2 separate regions of the Homo sapiens genome follow, and region 2 is linked to region 1. The links are chromatin contacts, found by POLR2A ChIA-PET in ENCODE. All regions are on one chromosome and are shown on one strand. The core of a region is the stretch at or near the end of the contact, and the rest is flanking DNA. Distances in the headings are between cores, read along the strand shown. Region 1 holds the start of PTPN7 (protein tyrosine phosphatase non-receptor type 7). Region 2 holds the start of PPP2R5A (protein phosphatase 2 regulatory subunit B'alpha).

Region 1 (3,427 bases), core at 928-3,427:
TCTGGAGGGGAGAGGGAGTCACGCCCAGGAGCCTTCCAACAGCCCGGATGGGACAGAGTCCACTCCAGAGAGGGCAGAGAGGGGCGTCCCAAGTCACCAGGCCAGGCTGGGGAGGGGGAGGTGCAGGGCGATGACGCATGTCTTGTGCCATCTGAGGTTGCAGTTGGCATCCTCAGCCCTCATGAGCTCTGGCCACACACCTCCATGGATGTCCAGGTATCCCTAAGCACAGGGGAAGAAGGAGTGGGCAGGAGCCAAGGAGTGACTGTCCCCTCTACCCCACATCCACCCAGAGGGAACAGGGGATCTTTGAGAGGTCTTGCCTAATGCTCAGCCACTACCCCCACCCCCAACCCCAACTATCTTCCCCATCGCCTGGCTCCCAGCTTCCTTGCTGTGAAGCTCAGCTTCCAACTGTCCAGCCACTGCTAGGCCTCAGTCTGTGGGGGAAAGGGGTGGGCTCACAGCCAACAGGGCTCAGACCCTGGAAACTTGGGGGGACCAGGCAGACCTGTGTGGGGAGGGCTTTGCCGCTTCCTCCTCCCACCCCTGTGGTGTCCTAGCTTCCTGTTCTTGATAACAATCAGCATAGGCTCAGAGCCGGGCCCTCTTTCCAACCCCCACCTGCCCCCTCCTGTGTCCCCAGGGCCCCCACTACCCACCAGTGGAAACACTGACTGGTGTGGGGGGTGAGGCAGAGGCCAGTCTCCAGGTCACTGCTCGCAAGCATGTTAGGGATTCCCAGGTTCCTGCTTCCCTCCAGTCTGTCCTGAGCACGGGAACCAACCCCTTTCCCAGCCCTAATCGGCCTCCTCCTCAGGGAAACCCACCCACTCCGGAGAGGAACGCAGGCTGCAGGGAAGGAGGTGCCAGGATCAGCTGGCCATGGAGGGGCTCAAAAAAGAGCCAGCCCCTGTCCCCACTGCCAAGAGCAAGGGCGGGTGCTGGGAGGCCTTCTGAGCCTCTGGGGGCTGTTCTTGTTCTTCGTCTCAACCCTCCTCCTCAAGGGGCCAGCAGAAGGCCAGCCCCCTCCCGACCACCCCCTCCGGCATGCCTACCCCCTGTGCCTAGGGTACCTCATTTCTTTTTTGCTGTCACCATTTGACAGCTGAATCAGGGAAGTGGGAGGAAGAAAGAGGACGTGGATTGTGCATGTTGGGGGCCGGGAAGGGAAGGGCGTTTGAAATGTTACAAGGTAAAAGGAGGCGTGCAGCGAGCATGAACCGGCTGGGCTGCTGGCCCGCAAGGAGCCTGCCAAGGTCAGGCAGGGGCAGTGGGCAGAGGAGTCTTGGACTTGGGGGCCACCCTTCAGGTCCCAGGCATCCAGGCACCCCAGCAGCGAAGAGGACATGGGAGTCCCCTGGTGTGAGGGCCAGAGACTGTCCACTGTCTGTAAGTCTTCTAAGTAGATGTCAGGGTTCTGGGAGGAGGCCTGCAGGGGGCTGAGGGCCCAGGGGAAGCCCCTCGGACTCCCTCCCACAAGTGGACTCTGCTATCTGCTTCCTGCTGGGCTGGCCTACACTCAGGCCGTGGGCTGTGGAGAGCTGGGCCGTGGCACAGGCGTGGAGACGACCTTTTTGGCCTGGCCCCGGCCCTTTCCTTCACATTGTGAGGCATGGATTCTTGCTTCTTCTTTTTCCCCACCCCGAGTCTGTGCCACATCTGCTCTGGGAAGATGTGGTCTGTGCTTGGCCATGAATTCCCAAGGCTTGAAGCAGCAAGGGCTTTGAGGGAGAGGGCCTTGAGGGAGAGGGCCTTGAGGGAGAGGGCTGTGGGGCAGAAGCAGAGAAGGAGAAATAAGCCTCCGGCCAAGGTCAGGTTGAGCAGGAGAGCCTTGGGTTCTTTGTGGGACAGCACAGAGCTGGGGGTCAGGCGAGCTGTGCCCAGCAAGTAGGCAGCGGCTGGATGTGACAAAGACCCAGAGGAGAAACACAGAAGAGGGGAGAGGGTCTGGAAGCTGGGGAAAGCAGGATGGTCGGGAAGGCCTGGCCCCTCACCCATTCCCAGGGAACGGGGCCTTGGGCCCCAGAAGGGCACAGGCGGGAGGCAGCCGACCCCTGGTGGCAGCGGCAGCAGGCACAGGAGGGCAGAATGCAGCTGGGGTGTGCGTGGGTGGCAGCAAGGAGGGGCGGAGGGAGGAAGCTGGCTTCCTGGAGCCTTCTCAGCCCTCAAAGACAGACCGACAGACAGACAGACAGCTGGCAAGAGGCAGCCTGGGGGCCACAGCTGCTTCAGTAAGTATCTGAAGGGGGGACTGGGAGTCCTGTGGCCCCGGGGGGTGCGAACTCCGGGGATATAAGAGGGCATCTCTAGGAGGGAGTGCGGGAGGGCGAGTGGGGCGCCACAGTGCCTGGCTGGGGTATGGGTGCTCACAGACCTGATGTCCCCAAGACGGGGGTGAGCAGGGAAGCCACAGGGAGCTACAAGGAGAGCAGAGGCTGAAGGGACCTTTTCTGCTACCAGAGACCCTCGCTCTACCACTCACACCTGTGCCAGGCCCATTCTGTCCCCTCACCTCCGTCCCTGCTGCCTTGGTGATTCAACACCCCCGCCACCTCGCCCACTGTGACCCTGGCTCTGGGAGATAGGGACTGCCCCCAAGAGGAGATGGTCCCACCACCTCCATGCCTCCTGTCTTGCCCCCAGCTGTCGCCTCACCATGCGCTGTCGTTCAAGGGCTTGGTGAGGCCATTTCCTGTGACGGTTACAGAGGCGGGAGACGGGGGGATGGGCAGGAGGAGGAAGGAAACACCTCCAGCCTACCTCCCTGGACAGAGACCCCAGAAGCCAGAAACAGACCTGGGAGTGGAACAGCAGCAGTTAGGAGAGGACCCTGCTGGGGTCCAGGAGCCCGCCTGCCTGGCTGCCCAACCAGCTCCAACACTGCTGGAGGCCTCCATTCTCTGTTCAGGGGAAGGCCCACTGGTTAGCTCAGAGATGGCTTCTGCGTGCTTTCTCCCTTCCGTCCTAGAGAACACATATTTTCTGTTTCCTCCCTTGCCTTCTCCCACTTGGACCTGCTCAGAGCCCTGTGTACTCTGGTGTGTGGCCTCTCTCCCCTCTCTCTTTTCCTCCTTCTGGATTCTTTCCTATCTTCATCCACAATCTCTACCCTTTATCTTGCCGTTACTCTACCCCGAGACTGCCTTCTGCCCTGGGTCCCACCAAATAGATCCTGTCCTTCCCTTAGTGAAAATGAGGCCACCTCTTGGGGAACAGAAGACGCCCCAGTGAAAACAGAGTGCAAACCTGGCCTGGCATGGGAGCCTCCTTCTGGCCAATCAGGCAGGCCAGAGAACAGCAGCGGAGGGCCCTGTCTTTCAGGCAGACCTCATGGCTGAGTGAGCCTCCCCTGGGCCCAGCACCCCACCTCAGCATGGTCCAAGCCCATGGGGGGCGCTCCAGAGCACAGCCGTTGACCTTGTCT
Region 2 (3,478 bases), core at 726-3,225, about 10 Mb before region 1:
AGGGGATGCTGCAGCTTTTTCAAATGAATTGAAAAATCTGAACATCAGATGATAGGGATTTCCGTCAGGTTGCAAATTTTATCTAAATATGTAGGAGCATTATCATCTTGTTCCAACATTTCTATCTCATAAAAAGCAAGGACATTAAAATTATAAAATTAAGCATGAGTAATACACAAAGAATAAACTAGAACACCAGGAAATAACATCGAAAATCCTCTAAACCTAGTGGGAAAAGTGAGCCAAAAAGAGTGCCAAGTTCTCCTGCAAGGCATTAGGCACGGATACCAATTTGAATTCCTGTACAAACCTACAAAGTCCCTGGAATCACTGCCTGGCAAACTAAGTTCCCATTCGACTGCAAAGCAACACTACCTACTCCTTCGTATTTCCAAATAGACCATGTGTATCGGCTCAGACAACAGAATATTTTAAATCTATTCCTTGAGCTAAAGGATACCATTTAAAGCTAACGATCCTGTGAATAAGATACTACACTGGTCAAATTTTAGGCTTTTTCTTTATAAATACATCCAAAGGCCAGCTAACTCTTAACCGTTGTTTGCATTCGGATTCCTGGTCTGATGACTCTTAGGGGCAATCAATGGGAAGTGAAGTTGAGAAGAAGGTGGGTGCAGACGGCTTTATAACTGTAAAAGTAAAGGACTAGCTAAAAGTGGCCGAACAGAGGAGCTGACACTCGGGAAAGTGAAGGTCGGGGAAGGTTCGTGCGGTTGTTAAAGCAAGACCGGGAAAGGGCAAACCTGGAAGAGGAGTGAAGGACTCTACTTCACGGGACGCAAGATAGGAAGTGCAGGTTAAGCAAGCGCGCAGGTGGGGAAGGGTGTTGGCCTCCCCTAGGATGGAAAGAGTTCAGGTGGGAATTAGAAGGAAACAGCCAAGACTTCACAGAAAACCTGTTTGAATAAGGAGGAGGGCGTGAGGTGACGCCAAGGCATTGTGGGGAACTCGGCTCACACACTACCAGTCCCAACTGAGCAGGAGAAACCCAGCAGGAAATGGCTCTGCTGGCGCAGAGGCAAGCGTTGCCAGCCCCTGCGCTCGCTGCTGGGGCTGCGCCCTCGGAGGTTACCTTTGAGCTGGGGCAGCGGGTGCAGCTCTGCCTGGCTGCCCTGGCTGCGAAACTGCGACGAGCCCTGGGAGCGCTTCTGCCTCTGCGCCTTGCGGACCGATTTCCGGGTGAAGCCGTCCACTTTCTCCGAGGCCGAGATGGCGGCGCTGGCAGCCCCCGCCGGCGGCGACGACGACGACATCTCCGCGGCCCTGACGCTTGGCAGCTCCGGCTGCTGCTTGCAAGGCACGGGCAGCGGCGGAGACGGCAGGAGGAGGCGGGGGAGAGGCGCGGGGTGCTCGCGCCCCTGCGCCCCGGCCCCACGGCCCTCCGGCCCCGGGACGCCGCCGAGCTTCTCCTCGCCGCCCGCCAACGCCTCACGGCCACATCTCAGCGCTGGAGGTTCCTGGTCCCCGGCGCGCGGCGAGCTCCCGGGGCTGACGGAGGGAAGGGCGGGGGCGGAGGGGGGTGAAGAAGTTGTTGACTCTGGGCGCGCAGAGCGGGTGGAAGAGAGCCCGAAGTTTAGACAACTGAGGCGGGGGCACGGGGGTGCGGGTGCCGAGCGCGCCTCTCGTCGCTTCTGCCCCCGTCGCCAGCCAGCCGGCCGGCCAGCACCTCAGCGGCCGCTGCCAGCGCAGCCCGCCCTGCCTGGAGCCTCCTCTCAGGGCGCTGCCATCGCGGGTCCCCTCGGAGCCACTGCCGCGGTGCCCGCTCTTCCCGGTCAACGCCGGCCCCTCATCGCCCGGGGCGCTGCCCCGTAGCCCCGGCCCTCTGCGTGCACACACTCGCTCCTTGCCGCGCTGGGCGGCCCGAACCCCCTCCCCCACGCGCCCGTCGGCCGCCCACGGAGAACCCCAGGCGAGCGACCGCTACAACTTGAGAAGGTGGTTGGTACAGGCGACTGGGGAGTGTGTGCGCGTGTGCGCGCGCCAGGGCGCGCGGCCCGGGGAGGGGCCTCGCAAGGGGTGGGAAGGAGGAGTTTGACTGACAACTTCCGCGGGGTCCCGCCCGCCTCTTGGTGCGGCGGCGGGGGAGGGGGCGGGAAAGCATGCCAGCCCTCTTAGCCAATCACACGGCTAAGCGGCAGCGACGGCGTGAGGTGCGGCCTCTTGAGGCAGAGGAGTGGGGCGGGCTGTGTGACGGGCTTCGGCCACAGCCAATCGTAAGTGAAGACGGCGAGCGGGGTGCCCCTGCGTCAGAACAAATGCGGCAAATCGCTTGGGAGGGAGGGGAAGCGCTCCTCCACCAGCGGGCATTTTTGCGCTCACGCGCGACTGCTCCAGGCTGTCATTGCTCTCCTGACCGTCTACGAGAAGACTGGGAAACTTGAGAGGGTGCGTTCAGAGAGCAAAATAGAGCGCCCCTTCCCTTCCCTCACCTCTCTGCTGGCCAATGAAGAACTGAAGCGATTGGTGGGGCGCCGGAGGGCTGGGGCGCGAAAGAGCGCCAGGTGTTACACCACTGAAAGGGGGCGCAGCAGAGGTCAGGTGGCGAGCAAGCAGTGTGATTGACGGGCGAGGGGCCCGGGGAAGGCGAGAAGGTGAGCTCGTCCAATCGTTGCGAGGTCTGGACACCTGGGCGGGTCTTGGCGCCTTACTGGCCCCAAACCGCAAAATTGGTAGTTGCGGAATAAATTTGTAGCTCTTGGGAGGTTCGGACTCCGCAACTCCAGAGAGCTACTCTCGCGTGGGGTTTGGGCAGTCTAGCATCTGCTGCTTCAAAGAGTTCTGCAAGTCCACGCCCTCTAAAAAGAGATTTCTCATTCCCAATTTAGTATCCTGCTAATTTTCACCCCTCCTTGAGCCAAAGGCCCTCAACTACTCCAACGAGAAGAGTACAAATTCATTGGTCAGTGGTGTGTGGATATGGAGGCTTGCCATGTACTCTTACCGGAATCTCTTTCTTGGAGATTCCGTCTAGATTTTGAATTTCTTAAGGACGAGGACTGGTCATCTTAGTTTTTCGTGCAGTGCTTTCCATACGGTGGCCGTTAATAATTATTAATCTGAACAGTCAGCCTCCCTTTGCGCCAATGGACCCAAATCTGTAATCCCCTCCCTCGAGCTCCAGACCTTTTCCTTTCAACATAATAAAAGTAATTGTCGTATATTTAAACGAAGCCACCTGATGCATATGTACAGAAGATTCCAAATTTGGCAGGAAGTTGAATTCTAGACCTAGAACCAAACATACTATCCTCAAAACATTTCCTCCTTCAGATTTGCTGGGCGGTGAAATTGTACATAATCCTCCCAGTCAAGGAGGTTCAAACCTCAGCAGCGTTTCTGACACTTTTCGCTTTCTCACATAGTCAAGCTCCAGATCATGTTAAATCTACTTTCACAATTGGCGTTTCTCCCAATGTGTACAAAGACCGCCAAACGTAGTTCACGGCTTTCAAACTCA

What was found. ChIA-PET counts read pairs that join two places held with the same protein, here RNA polymerase II (POLR2A).
Region 2: POLR2A ChIA-PET joins it to region 1 with 13 read pairs in OCI-LY7. The contact joins the promoter of PPP2R5A here to the promoter of PTPN7 in region 1. POLR2A ChIA-PET finds 5 or more read pairs at or near these places in 2 of 52 experiments (OCI-LY7 and activated T-cell).

The regions. Positions count from the first base shown.
Region 1 is chr1:202,159,352-202,162,778 of GRCh38, reverse strand. PTPN7 (protein tyrosine phosphatase non-receptor type 7) reads left to right here and starts at 2,177. Exons shown (of 10, transcript NM_002832.4): 1 at 2,177-2,234; 2 at 3,325-3,427. The coding sequence starts at 3,377. RefSeq lists enhancers at 2,887-2,966, 3,227-3,316, 3,417-3,427.
Region 2 is chr1:212,283,907-212,287,384 of GRCh38, reverse strand. PPP2R5A (protein phosphatase 2 regulatory subunit B'alpha) reads right to left here and starts at 1,975. Exons shown (of 13, transcript NM_006243.4): 1 at 1,094-1,975. The coding sequence starts at 1,274. It overlaps LINC02608 (long intergenic non-protein coding RNA 2608), which reads left to right and starts at 2,364. Exons shown (of 4, transcript NR_125984.1): 1 at 2,364-2,406. RefSeq lists a silencer at 1,243-2,212 and an enhancer at 2,383-2,462.